Linked DNA regions of Homo sapiens: region 1 is linked to region 2. The links are chromatin contacts, found by Hi-C or POLR2A ChIA-PET in ENCODE. All regions are on one chromosome and are shown on one strand. The core of a region is the stretch at or near the end of the contact, and the rest is flanking DNA. Distances in the headings are between cores, read along the strand shown. Region 1 overlaps TBC1D16 (TBC1 domain family member 16). Region 2 holds the start of LINC01978 (long intergenic non-protein coding RNA 1978).

Evidence for each region. A loop is a pair of places that touch in the nucleus more often than their neighbours do. ChIA-PET counts read pairs that join two places held with the same protein, here RNA polymerase II (POLR2A). Pooled maps may share reads with other maps.
Region 1: a loop to region 2 is called in a map of PC-3, with 5 times the contacts of the local background. The contact joins the enhancer-like site here to the promoter of LINC01978 in region 2. A Hi-C loop is called at or near these places in 5 of 168 maps with a recorded cell type or tissue (Caco-2, DLD1, PC-3 and 2 more), 1 of 37 single-sample maps with no recorded cell type and 6 of 50 pooled maps. POLR2A ChIA-PET finds 5 or more read pairs at or near these places in 8 of 52 experiments (Caco-2, H1, HEK293T and 5 more).

What each region holds. Positions count from the first base shown.
Region 1 is chr17:79,958,825-79,965,923 of GRCh38, reverse strand. The region is part of intron 3 of TBC1D16 (TBC1 domain family member 16); the gene reads left to right. Among named protein-coding and RNA genes, the nearest start is that of LINC01979, 36 kb to the right of the region's middle. Within about 2 kb of position 4,988, at least 2 of the 41 ENCODE cell types and tissues checked have a DNase peak (open chromatin) inside an H3K27ac peak, as active enhancers do; they include PC-3, where a contact is called at or near this core.
Region 2 is chr17:79,914,804-79,921,315 of GRCh38, reverse strand. It overlaps LINC01978 (long intergenic non-protein coding RNA 1978), which reads right to left and starts at 1,959. Exons shown (of 2, transcript NR_110851.1): 1 at 1,740-1,959. LINC01979 (long intergenic non-protein coding RNA 1979) reads left to right here. Exons shown (of 6, transcript NR_110850.1): 5 at 1,480-5,129; 6 at 5,903-6,064.

The DNA.
Region 1 (7,099 bases), core at 3,739-6,238, 42 kb before region 2:
AAGAGGCGACCAGGCCAATGTGTGGGGCGGGCTCAGTGCCCATCTATGGATGGGAGCTTGACTGGCAGACAAAGCTGACTGTTGATAGTTTCTGAGCCAGGAGCAGGGGTGAAGGGGAGAAGTGGACACAGTTTCAGAGGCATTCTTTCATAGATGTTGTTTTTAGAGTGTTGTCTTCTTTTCCAGTTGATGTGACTGCTGTCTCTGGAAGGCATATGCCAAAAGAGTCAGGAATGTGAGCTTCCCATAGGTCACGCCTAGCTGTCCATCCTGCCCTGCTGTGGGCCATTCTGAAACCCGGGGACATGATTCCTGGCCTCGGTCTCCTTAGCTATAAAATGGAGTGCTGTCTCACCCACAAGGTTTATGTAAGGAAGTCTTCAAAGCAATTAGGAGAGCTCCTGGCACACAGGAAGCTCCAATAAATGGTAGCCATGACGATAATTGGTTATTTTGCCTCACCTTTTTCTTTTCTAAATTATTATTTTTTTGTTTTATAATATTAAAAGAAACACAGGCTTCTTTTTTTAAAAATTAGTACAGGCCAGGCGCGGTGGCTCACACCTGTAATCCCAGCACTTTGGGAGGCCGAGGCAGGCGGATCATTTGAGGTCAGGAGTTAAAGACCAGCCTGGCCAACATGGTGAAACCCTGTCTCTACTAAAAATTCAAAAAAATTAGCCGGGCGTGGTGGCACATGTCTGTAATCCCAGCTACTTGGGAGGCTGAGGCAGGAGAATCGCTTGAACCTGGGAGGCGGAGGCTGCAGTGAGCCACCAAGATCACGCCACTGTACTCTAGCCTGGGCGACAGAGCAAGACTCCGCCTCAAAAAAAAATTAATACAGAAAATTAGCTTATTATTTCTGATTATCAGAATGATACATTATGCCTTTTAGAAAATTCTTTTAATGCGGTGAAAGTATATTATAGACATGCCATCTAGATATGATCACATTATAGTTTTAGTATTATTTTCTACTTCTACACTTGCATAGGTATAAAATACCTGTCAATATATATTATATATAAAACAGTATTGATAGTATATTTTTATATAGTTTTGCAACCTACTTTCCTCATTCAGCATAACAGTGTGAGGATTTCTCTGGTCATCACATACTTTTATTAAATATTTTATAAGTGCTTAATGGCGTTGTATCATATGAATGTGCCACAATATATTCAAATATTCTCCTATGGTTGAAAATTTAGCAATAGTACTGAGAGTTGAATATTGGTGGTATTTTTTACAAGTTTATTGAAGTATAACTGTACAATCAACTGCACGTGTTTAAAGTGCACAATTTGATCAGTTTGGACATAATATACACTCATGGAGCCGTCATCACAATCAAGATAATGAACAGATCCATCACCCCCAGAAGTTTCTTCGTGTCCCCCCAATGTCTTATCTGCAATTTGGCAATGATTTCTTGGCTATGACACCAATAGCACAGGCAATAAAAAAAATAAACTGGACCTCATGAAAAATTTAAAAATGTGCGCATCAAAATATACTATCAGCAGAGTATAAAGATCACTCACAGAATGCGGGAAAATATTTGCAGATCATGTATGTTTAATAAGGAATAATTGTCCAGGATTTATAGAGAACTCCTAAAACTCAACAACAACAAAAAACAACTGGCCGGATATGGTGGCTCACGCCTGTAACCCAGCACTTTGGGAGGCTGAGGCAGGCGAAATCACCTGAGGTCAGGAGTTCGAGATCAGCCTGGCCAACATGGTGAAACCCCGTCTCTACCAAAAATACAAAAATTAGCTGGGCGTGGTGGTGCATGTCTGTAATCCCAGCTACTTGGGAGGCTGAGGCAGGAGAATAGCTTGAACCTGGAAAACAGAGGTTGCTGTCAGCCAAGATCATGCCACTGTACTCCAGCCTGGACGACAGAGCAAGACTCTGTCTCCAAAACAAACAAACAGACACACACAAAAAACAACCAAACAACCAAACAAACAAAAACAAACCCCAAACAACCCAATTCAAAAATGGTCAAAGGATTTGAAAAGACGTGTCTCCAAAGAAGAGACACGAATGCCCGATAAGCACATGAAGGTACTCAATATCATTAATCATCGGGGAAATGCAAAATCAAAACTCCAATGAAATACGACCTCCCACCCATAAGGATGGCTACTATCAAAAAATAAAAACTAACAAGTGTCGGTGAGGATGTGGAGGGATTGAAATCCCTATGCATTGCTGGCGGGAATGTAAGGTGGTACAGCTGCTGTGGAAAACAGTATGGCAGTTCCTCAAAAAATTAAAAATAGAATGACCATATCATCCAGCAATTCCATTTCTGGGTATATACCCAAAAGAATTGAAAGCAGAGACACAGAGATATCTGGACACCATGGCTTCACAGCATTATTCACATAAGAACATAGAGCAACCCGTCAATTGGTGGATGAAAAGATAAACAAAACGCGGTCCATCCGTACAATGGAATATTATTCAGCCATAAAAGGGAAGGAAATTCTGACCCACGCTACGGCATGGATGAACCTGGAGGACATTGTGCTAAGTGACATAAGCCAGTCACAAAAAGACAATACTGTATAATTTCACTGAGATTAGGTGCTAGGAGTAGTCAGATTCATTGAGACAGACAGTTGATGTTGCTTGGAGTGTGAGGGGGGAATGGGAAGTTATCGGGCTTTTTTTTTTGCTTTTTTTTTTTGAGATGGAGTCCCACTCTGTCACCCAGGCGGCAGTGCAGTGGCACAATCTCGGCTGACAGCAACCTCCAACTCCTGGGTTCAAGCACTTCTCCTGCCTCAGTCTCCCCCAAGTAGCTGGGATTATAGGCGCCCACCACCACACCTGGCTAATTTTTTTTTTTTTTTGAGATGGAGTTTTGCTCTTGTTGCCCAGGCTGGAGTGCAATGGCGCGATCTCGGCTCACTGCAACCTCTGCCTCCTGGATTCAAGCGATTCTCCTGTCTCAGCTGGGATTACAGGCTCATGCCACCACACCTGGCTAATTTCTGTATTTTTAGTAGAGATGGGGTTTCATCATATTGGTCAGGCTGGTCTCGAACTCCTGACCTCAGGTGATCCGCCCACCTCGGCCTCCCAAAGTGCTGGGGTTACAGGCATGAGCCACCATTAATTTTTGTATTTTTAGTAGAGATGGGATTTCATCATGTTGGTCAGGCTGGTCACAAACTCCTGACCTCAAGTGACCTGCCCACCTCAGCCTCCCAAAGTGCTGGAATTACAGGCATGAGCCACCGCGCCTGGCCTGGAAGCTATTGTTTAATAGGTATAGAGCTTTTGTTTTACAAGATGAAAAGAGTTCTGGAAATGGAAGGTGATGATCATTGTACAATATTAGAAATATATTTAATACCTGAACTGTACATTTAAAAATGGTTGAGATGGGGCCGGGTGTGGTGGGTCACACCTGTAATCCCAGCACTTTGGGAGGCAAGGTGGGCGGATCACCTGAGGTCAGGAGTTTGAGGCCAGCTGGCCAACATGGTGAAACCCCATCTCTACTAAAAATACAAAAATTAGCCAGGCGTGGTGGCGGGTACCTGTAATCCCAGATACTTGGGAGGCTGAGGCAGGAGAATTGCTTGAGTCCGGGAGGTGGAGGTTGCAGTGAGCCAAGATCTTGCCACTGCACTGTAGCCTGGCCAACAGAGTGAGATGACTCTGTCTCAAAAAAAAAAAAAAAAAAAAAAAAAAAATAGGTTGAGATGGTAAATTTGATGATAAGTATTTTTTAACACAATAAAATAATTGGAAAAAGGAAAAAAGTTGCATCTGCTTTGCATCACTCTAGATTTGTTTGCCTTTTCTAGAATTTTATGTAAATGGGATCATGCAGTATGTGCTTGTTTTTTGTCCTGCTTCTTTCAATCAGCATAATAATTTTGTCATGCGTCCATGCTACTGCGTGTTACAGCTGAGTAGTATGCCATGGTATGTACAGACCACGATTCATTACTGCATTGGCTGTTGATAAACCCTGGGTTGTTTTCAGTTCTTATCTATTTTATTTTATTATTTTTATTTTTATTTTTTTGAGATGGAGTTTTGCTCTTCTTGCCTAGGCTGGAGCGCAGTCTCGTGATCTTGGCTCACTGCAACCTCTGCCTCCAGGGTTCAAGCAAGTCTCCTGCCTGAGCCTCCCGAGTAGCTGGGATTATAGGCGCCCGCCACCACGTCTGGCTGATTTTTTGTATTTTTGGTAGATACAGTGTTTCACCATGTTGGTCACACTGGTCTCAAACTCCTGACCTCAGGTGATCCACCAGCCTCGGCCTCCCAAAGTGCTGGGATTATAGGCGTGAGCCACTGTGCCTGGCCAGTTCTTAGCTATTTTAGATAAAGCTGTTACACACATTTATGTGCAAGTCTTTGCACGTGGACATATGTTTTTATTTCTCTTGGTAAATACTTGGGAATGGAATAACTGGAAACAGGCATGTGTTTAATTTTTAAGAAATTACTGAACTGCTTTCCTAAAGTGGTTTGCCGTGTTGCATTCCCACCAGCAGTCCGTGAGAGTTCCAGTTCCTCCATGTCCTCAGCAACACTTGCTATGATCAGTCTTGTCCACTGTAGCCATTCTAATAGGTGAGTAGGAGTATCTCATTGTGGTTTTAATTTGCATTTTCCTGACTACAGAGGATGCTGAGTATCTTCTCATGTAGCCTTTTGTGTCTGGCTTCTTTCACTTAACATAATACAACTGAGATGCTTCCATATCGTCATGCATATCAGCAGTTTGCTCCTTTTTATTGCTGAGGCGTATGTATTCCCTTGTTAAGATGTACCATTGTTTGTTTAGCCATTCACCAGCTGAAAGACGTTTGTGTCATTTCCTGTTTTCTGCAATGATGAATAAAACTGCTATAAACATTCACACACAGATTTCGTGTGAACATTTTCCATGTATTTTGGGTAAATACCTAGGGGGCATTGCTGAGTCATATGGTAGGGGTGTGTGTGACTTTATAAGACACTGCCAAACAGTTCTCCAGAGTGGTTCTGTCATTTGACTTCCCGTCACATTGTAGGAGAGTTCTGTTGCTCGCCTCCTGGCCAGCACTCACAGTGTCAGTTTCATTCCTTCGTTTTTTTTTTTTTTTTTTTTTTTTTTTTTTGGGTTTTTGTTTTTTGGGTTTTTTTGAGACAGAGTCTCACTCTGTCGCTCGGGCTGAAGTGCAGTGGCATGATGTTGGCTCACTGCAACCTCGCCTCCAGGGTTCAAGTGATTCTCCTGCCTCAGCCTCTGGAGTAGCTGGGATAACAGAGGTGCACTGCGATGCCTACTAATTTTTTGTATTTTTAGCAGAAACGGGATTTCGCCATGTTGCCCAGGCTAGTCTTGAACTCCTGAGCTCAGGTGACCCACCCGCCTCAGCTTCCCAAAATGCTGGGATTACAAGCTTGAACTGCCTTGCTCGTGGCCTCATTCATTTGTTTTTTAGTCATTCCAATAGATGTGTAGTGGATCACATCATGTTCCTTTAGATTGCATTGAGGTTTCTTTCTATTTGCATTTCTCTAATAATGAATGCTGTCGAGCACCTTTTCATAGGCTTCTTGGCCATCTGAATATCCTCTTTGGTGAAATGTCTTTTCAAATCTTTTGCCCATGTTTGGATTGTGTTTTCTTATTACTGTTTTGAGGACCTTTTCTATATTCTGTATAGAATGATGATTTAAAGCATATTACTGACTTATATGATAAGCCCTTTATCATATAAGCATTTGGCAAATATCTTTTTCCCAGTCTGTGGCTTATCTTTTTATTTTCTTAACAATATCTCTTAAAGAGTAGAAGGTTTTCATTTTAATGAAGATTAATTTTTTTTTTCACTTATGGTCATATGTTGGTGTCTGGTCTAAGAAACCTTTGTGTAACAATAGTATTTCATTTTAACAGTTTCTTATACATACTCTGGATACAAGTTTTTTGTTGACTATATGTTTTGTGAATATTTTCTCCCAGTCTGTGACTTGCATTTTTGTTTCCTTTAATGGAGTATTTTGATGAAAAAAAAAAGTCTTTAATTTTCCAATTTATTATTTCTTTTACAGTTTGTATTTTTTGTGTTCTATCTAAGAAACCTGGGCCTATTCTAAGGTTACACAGGTTTTCTCTTACGGATTCTTCTGGAAGTTTCCTAGTTAAGGTTTCACATCTAGGTCCGTGATCCGTTTTGAGTTAATTTGGGGGAGTGATGGGAGAAAAGAGTTGATGTTAATTTTTTTCATGCAGATATCCTGTTGATCCAGTATCGTTTATTGAAAAGCCATCCTTTCTCCACTGAATTGTCTTTGCACTTTTGTAAATAATCAATTGATATTTTTGGACTCTGTTATGTTCCATTGATTATTTGCCTATTTCACCATAGTTATCTTTTCACCAATACCAAACTTTCTTGATGATAGCTATGTAGGTCTCAAAGTCAGATGCATCCTCCAACTTTGTTCTTCTTTTTTATAGTCGCTCTGGTTATACTAGCTCCAAATTTTAGGGTCAACTTATCAATTTTCACTAAAAATTCCTGTTGGAATTTTGATTGGGCTTGTGTTGAATCTGTAGATCAGTTTGGCAAGATTGTCATCTTAACCAAGTTGACGGTTTTATTCTATGGACATGGTGCATTTCTGCATTTCTTAAGATCCTATTTGACTTATCTCAGCAATTTTTGTGTTTTTCAGTATGACGTTCTTGAATGTCTTTTGTCAGGCTTATTCCGAAGTATTTTATGTGGGGATTTTTTTGCTACTATAAATTTAATGTTTTATTTATTTCATGTTCCAATTGTGCATTGTTACTGTTTAAGAATACAATTAATTTTTCTCTATTAACCTTTTATCCTGCAGTTTTATGAAATCCAGTTATTAGTTCTAAAGATTGTTTTATAAATTCCATGAGGTTTTTCAGATGAACAGTTGTATCAACTGAAAATAGGGGCAGTTCTGTTCCTTCTTTTCCAGTCTTTATGCCTTTTATTTCCTTTTCTTGCCTGATGCAGAGGCCAGGGCCTCTGTGAGAGCATGGACTAGAAGTGGTGGGAGCAGAGGCATTCTTACCTTGTTCCTGCTC
Region 2 (6,512 bases), core at 710-3,209:
GAAGCATCACAGCCAAGGTTTCCGGGTGCGGAACGGTGGCGCTGGGACTCAGCCACCCTGGCCAAATGCCCCCACTCCTATGCGCCCCCCTCTCAGCACCTAAGCCCGTTTCCTCACCAGAGCCCTTGGGAAACCGCAGAAGCCCAGGTGTGTAAAGGCAAAGGGGAAATGCTCGCCTGCCCCAGAGCCAGCCGGGAAGTCCTTGCTGGAGCTGCTCTCCGGCGCTGGGGTACCTGGGCGGCCACATGCTGCCACCCAGGAAGGCAGGAGACCCAGACGCCTCCCCAGGATGCTGGCAAGCCCCTTCCCTTCTGAGAAAACAGAGGTGGCAAGGCCTCCCCGGCCTTCTCTGGGGGCTGGGCGTGTGTAAAAGCTCACCTGTGTTTGCAGGTGCCTCAGGTGGGCTGCTGAACTGGAGCCTGCCCCAGTCCCAGGAGAGAAGCTAAGCCATGTTTCACACCTGCAGCTGCCCAAACCCACTTTCTACCAGGATCCTGGCACAGGCTGCTTGGCCAAGTTCATCGGCCCCACTGCTGGGTTTGGTGCTAGTTAAGATGGGGACGCCTGTAACTTTTTGGTTGGAATGCATGGCCCTGAGTGGTGACTAAACCCCAAATCAGGCTGGCGTCAAGGGTGGCTAATGTCTCCCTAAAATGCAGGCACTGCATGGGGGGACCCCTAGTCACAATGACTGCCAGCAGCTCCTAGCTTGGGCTCTGTAGGCGACCAGCTCCCAGGGTCCAGGAAGAGGCATGTCCAGCTGCTGCCCTTAGCCCCCAGCCGACCCCAGAGGGACCAGCCCAGAGTTGGATGTCACTTTGAACATCCTGGATCCCACCTGAAATGACCCTGCCACCCACCACCCACAGGCACTGTGTTTTGCTGAGCTGAGCACAGCCTCTGGTTTGTGCCTCAACAGATGCCTCACACCTGCAGGCCCTCTCTCCTCACCCAGCCCCCGGAGAAGGCCTTGCTGCCTCTATTGTCCCAGAAGGGAAGGGGCTTGCCAGGATCCTGGGGAGCAGCCTGGGTCTCCTGCCTTCCTGGGTGGCAGCACATGGCTGCCCAGGTGCCCCAGTGCCGGAGAGCAGCTCCAGCAAGGACTTCCCGGCTGGCTCTGGGGTGGGTGAGCGCTTTCCATTTGCTGCCTGCACCCCTCCCCTGCCCGCTGCAGGAGGGGCTTCGCTGAGCCGCGGGGCACCCCCGCCCCACTCGGGGCTCCCCGGGGCGCAGGGGCCTGGGGCGTGCGGGTTGCCAAGCGACCGGCTGTTGCCAGTGGAGACGTTTGCGCAAAGGCCCCCCTGGGGCATCCCCAACCCAGACGGCCTCGTGGGGCAGGGGTGGCGAGGAGGGTGGGCTTGGGCCCCCGTGCTGCTCTGGGAAGCTCCTTCCCCCACCTCACCCACCCCCGTGAGTCCCCTCACACCTGTCCATGCCCCTCGGACCCTCGATGGTCCTCACGTGCCCTTTCTACTCTAGGGGCCCAGGAGGACGACAGGACAACCCCCAGGCTCCTCCCTGCCTCGGTGACCCTCCCCACCCCACCCCACCAACGTCTGAGCAAGACTTGCTGGAGCCAATGCAGGAGAGAAAGCTGCTGTTGCTACCGCCAGCCCAGCTCAGCTCCAACCTTCCTGGCTGTTGGCCTGCGAGGGCCCCGGGAGGATAGAAAGGGACATATTTCAAGGGAGAAGGGACGTTTCCTTACAGGGAAACAAGCTGAGTGGTCCGTAACATACCTGAGGCGTTATTGCGAGGGACAGGCAGAGCTGGACTGGGGACCCAGGCTGCTTGACATCCGGTGAGGGCCGCTCCTCCCTCTGCCCACTCGGTGACTAGCTTGCTGGGTAGCACCGGGCAAGGCTGTCTCCCTCTCTGACTGCTCACTCCCAGCTGTAGAGAGAGGTGGTTCCTGGATCACGGAGCAGTGCCTGCCTAGGGTGCAGGCCTGGGCTCGGCACAGGGCCGAGAAGCTGCTGCTCTGCCCCGCCTCCGGGAGAGGTCCTGGCACTGCCAGCCCATGAATAAGGCCTGGCAGGGCGCCGGGCGAGGGTGTGCAGAGGTCAGCGGGGAGGGCCGAGTGGCAGCGTTCTTGGGACTGGCTGCCAGCTGCAGCTGGACCTGTTTGCCTGGGCTGGGCTGTCTCACTTCCCCTGGAGCGGAGAGAACACTGGGGAGGAAGATCAGGCGTGGGCAGTGCTTCAGGGGCCCTTGAACTCCAGGATGGCCAGCTCCTGCCACAGGGGACCCAGCCAGCCGTGGCCAGAAGCCAGGGAGCCACATGCTGGAGCCGAGGACAGGCTGTCGTGAGATCAGTTCCAGCCCCTAGCCCCCTTTCCCTGCAGGCCTGGCCTGGGGGGCTAGCACAGGCTGCCAGGGGAGGTCTCTTGCCCTGTGTGACAGGGGGTCCCAGCCTGTGGCCTGCAGCCATCGACACCACAACAAGATCCTTGCTGGGGTGTTCTGCAAAACCTCAGGAACCCTGTGCCCACAAACACTGCGTGAAAGTCACCAAGTAACCCTTCTGTGATTATTCATTCATCTGAGGTTTGCTCAGCAACTTTCAGTCATCTCAATCCTGTTGCGATGAAATGCAAAGTCCTCTGACAGCGTTGTGGGATTGGGAGTAAGTGTTGCCTTTAGCAGGTACCAAAAGTGCTACTGTTATCTCAAGCAGGTGTGTGACTTTCTATGACTTTAAAAGGGACCCTCCCAACTTCTGGGAAGCCAGCCCCCTCTGATCTAGCCAATGTACCCACCACTACCCATATTTGCCTCTCTCCCTGGCACCCAAGACTGGTGGAAGAGGAAAGCCCTCTTGTAGAGACAGCCCCACTTGTCCTGATGGAGGCCATGGCTCATCCCCTCACCACATGGCCTCACTGGGCTGGACCCTGGTGCATGGCTTGGGAAGGGAGGGGCAGCTCAGGACCTGAGACAGCACAGGCCGACCACCCCGTAAGGATGGGAAGGAAGTCAGGAGTCCATGCAGTGGCACAGGCCAGGGAGGGTGGACGTTGGGAGGGGGAATGGAGGCTTGGCCTGTGCTGAAGGAGAGGGGTGGAGGCGGGCATTGGGGTGGACCATGCTCTAGTGGGGAGGTCTGGCCAGAGCAAGCAGGTAGATGCAGTCACGGGGAGTCCAGTGAGGCGGACAGCCCTTCGCCCTCATCCGGTGCTCAGTGGTGGGGTGCAGTGCGAGCTTCCACCTTCATCTGTCCCCCACACACCACCACAGCCACAGACCACATTGCCCTGCCCTGGATGCAGGAGGACACCTGCACCTCACAAGCCAGCTTGGACAAAACCAAACTAGAAAAACGAAATGCCAGGGTCACTACTGTGCCTTCCACCGAGGAGGTGACGCGATGTGTGGATGGCGGCTTGCCTCTGTGTCTGTGCAGGGTGGGTGTGTTTGTGTGTACACCATCCACAGGCAGGTGCTCGGTGTGCAGTACATGCACACACACACACATGCACACACGCACACACATGCACACACACGCACACACAGACATGTACACACACATGCACACACATATGCGCACACACACACGTACACACACAGAGGACAACATTTGGGTCAATGTCTTGCTGGGGTCTATTGGTAACACACTAAGCACTTTGCAAGGGAAGGAACTTTCCAGGGACCCTGAGCAGTGTCCAGTGGAGAGGCTGTCATCTCTGCCCCACAGCCGGAAGTGGCACCTCCCCACCCTTGTGCACAAGAGGCAAATGGACACAGGCTCCCTGAGGCCCCACACTTCCCACAGACACCCCCCTTCCCTCACAGTCCTGGGTAGCTGGCATTTTGGGCCAATCCACAGTGGCTTTAGTGGTTGACCATGGCTGAGAATATTTTGGGAACTGCCTTTTAGAATCCGTTGACAAGACACACAGACGCTGCTGTCCCGGTACTTTGCAGCCTTATCCAGGTTCACGTTGGTTTTCTCTGGATTGGGCAGTAACTCCTCCTTCCCAGGGGATGGTCATCTTTGTGACCCCACCCGGGTGGCTCTTTCCGACCATCCTCTCCATCATGGGAGAATCATGGTTTCCCACCAGAAAGGCCACCCTGGTCACATGTGCTGGGATCTGGGAGAGGAGTTCCTGATGCAACCCTGGTGTCGGCGGGGCCACGGCACCACACAGGAAGGCCAAGCCAGCTGGAGAGGCCACAGTCCTGAGGTGTGTGTCACCCCGATGTTTGTGGAGCCCCTTACAGCCAATGCTGGCAGTGCTGGGAACGCCCATGTGGAAAAAGGAGATGAGTTCCTGTCCTTGGGGAAGAGCTCATGGCTGTGTTCTTCTTGGGGAGCACCGTGGCCGGGGAGAGGAATACAAATTCTCTCTCACCTTTTATAACCCCTCCTTCAGGCCTTACGGTGAGGACCCATCCAAAGCAGAACCATGCCCAAAACAAGATACCAACAAGGAAGCATGGTGTAAGCACAGCTCACCGACAGCCGTTTCATATGGGGCTTCAGAACACCCAAGAGAGCTTTGTGTGACTCCATTGACTTGAGGTGTCCAGAATGGGCCAATCCATAGAGATAGGAAGCCGATTTGTGGTTTGCCCAGGGGCGGCGGCAGGAGGGGAATGGGAGGCAATGTCTCATGGGTGCAGGCTTTCTTTGAGGGTAGATGAAAGTGCTCCAGAATTAGATTATAGTGATGCTTGCACAACTAGAAATTTACTAAAAACTATTTAACTGTATACTTTCAATGGGAGAATTTATGGTATGTTAATTATATGTCAATAGAGCTGTTAAATATTTGAAGTATCATGGGGAAATGGCGCTGAAGGTATTCATCGGTATGTACTTTCTGATTTCATTGTTTAAAAAAATATGTGCTCATATATAGTAGAAAGACTAGAAGGAAACACATCGAACGTTAACGGTGGCTTTGTCTGAGTAAAGGAACAAGAGAATGTTTTATTCTGCACGTGCAAACAGCCAGGGGGCAGGATCCGTCTAAAGTTGGGGTGATGCTGCCATCCTACAGCCCAGCCTCTGGACCAGCCCCTCCCTGCCCAAGGTGACCTGTGACTCAGCTGCAGCGGCATCCAGCGGCCAGGGGTCAGCCCCTCCCTGGGAAGGGAATGCTGTGGGCCTGCAGGGCGGGCAGGTGAGGCCACAGCGGGCGTGGCTGGCAGGTGAGACCTGCGGGCCCCTCTGGCTGTGAGCTCCAGCCGGCTCCCCTCAAAGCAAGCAGGCAGGAACCGCTGTAATTACCGCACAGGCAGGCGGGCGGGCGGGCAGCACCCCTCCCTCATTCCCGAGGAGAGGTCACCCCAGTGCCCTGGCCTGTCCCAGTGGCATCGTCCAGCAGCACAGTCGCCAGGCTGCGCTTGACCCTCCAGGAGGGGCCAGGAAGTGGAGCTGGCCCAAGAGGGAGGCGGTCAGGGGACTGAGGCTGGGGCCTGGCCTGACCCTCGCTCTGAGCCCCCTACAAAACCACAGCCCCTGAGCCATGATGTTGCCCGTCTTGCGCCTTCTCATCTGTCCTCACCTGGCTTTCCACCTCCACCCCCAGCTATACCCAGAGCCTTCCAAATGGCTTTGAGGCCCTCCTCCACCTGCCCCTCGACCCTCCAGCCCCTGGCCCCACCTCCTCCTCCTGCGTCCCTCTGCTCCCTCACTAGCTTCCTGCTGCTTTGCAAGCCCCCGGACCCACCTTCCACCTGTGGCTTCATGCTGCCACCCTCTCCCTGACACTCGGTTCCTCCAGACATGCTCATGCCTGGCCCTGCCGCCCCACCCAGCTTTTCCCCAAGGTCATTTGCACGGCAGCCTCCTCTGACCACCCACCCAAGCAGGTGCACACACATGTGCTCACACACATGGACACGCACCTGCAGTCCTGCTCTCCCAGCCCCTCCTTGTGCTGCCTCTCCCCAGCTCTGCTCTGTCCACTGTGTTTTGCCACCTGGTCGTTTTGCTGGCTGCCCAGCTCTGCTGTTAGGACAGAAGCGCACGAGACAGGGAGTCCTACCTACCTGTTCCCAGTTGTGACCCGGAGCTTTGCAAAGGAGCTGGCTCAATAAACGTATGGTGGATGAATGAATGAGTGAATGAATGAATGAATTAGTGAATGGATGAATGAATGAGTGAATGAATGAATGAAGTGGGGCAGTGGTCCTGCCTAGTACTCCGGACTGCACACAGCCTTGTAAGGGAAAGTTCCTGGGGAGTGGGGTCATTGCTGCAGGCACTGCCTGAGTCACTTGGTTATTCCTGGCCACAGAGGACATCCGAGGCTGGAGTGGGGCTGAGCTAGGGGGGCCTGAGACTGGGGCGGCCACCTGACCACACAGCGGGTTGGGGGGGCTTGGGGAGGCCATCGTGGGTGAGTTCAGCCCTGGTGGGAGCAAAGAAGGGGTGTCCAGGCCCCAGGTGGCAGGTTTTCAGAAGGCAGGTGGGGTGGGCCAGGGGTCTGGGGTCAGGCCTCCTGGACACAGCGCTTGGGGACAGGAGGCCGAGGTCAGCCTGGCTGCTCTGGGAGCTCCCT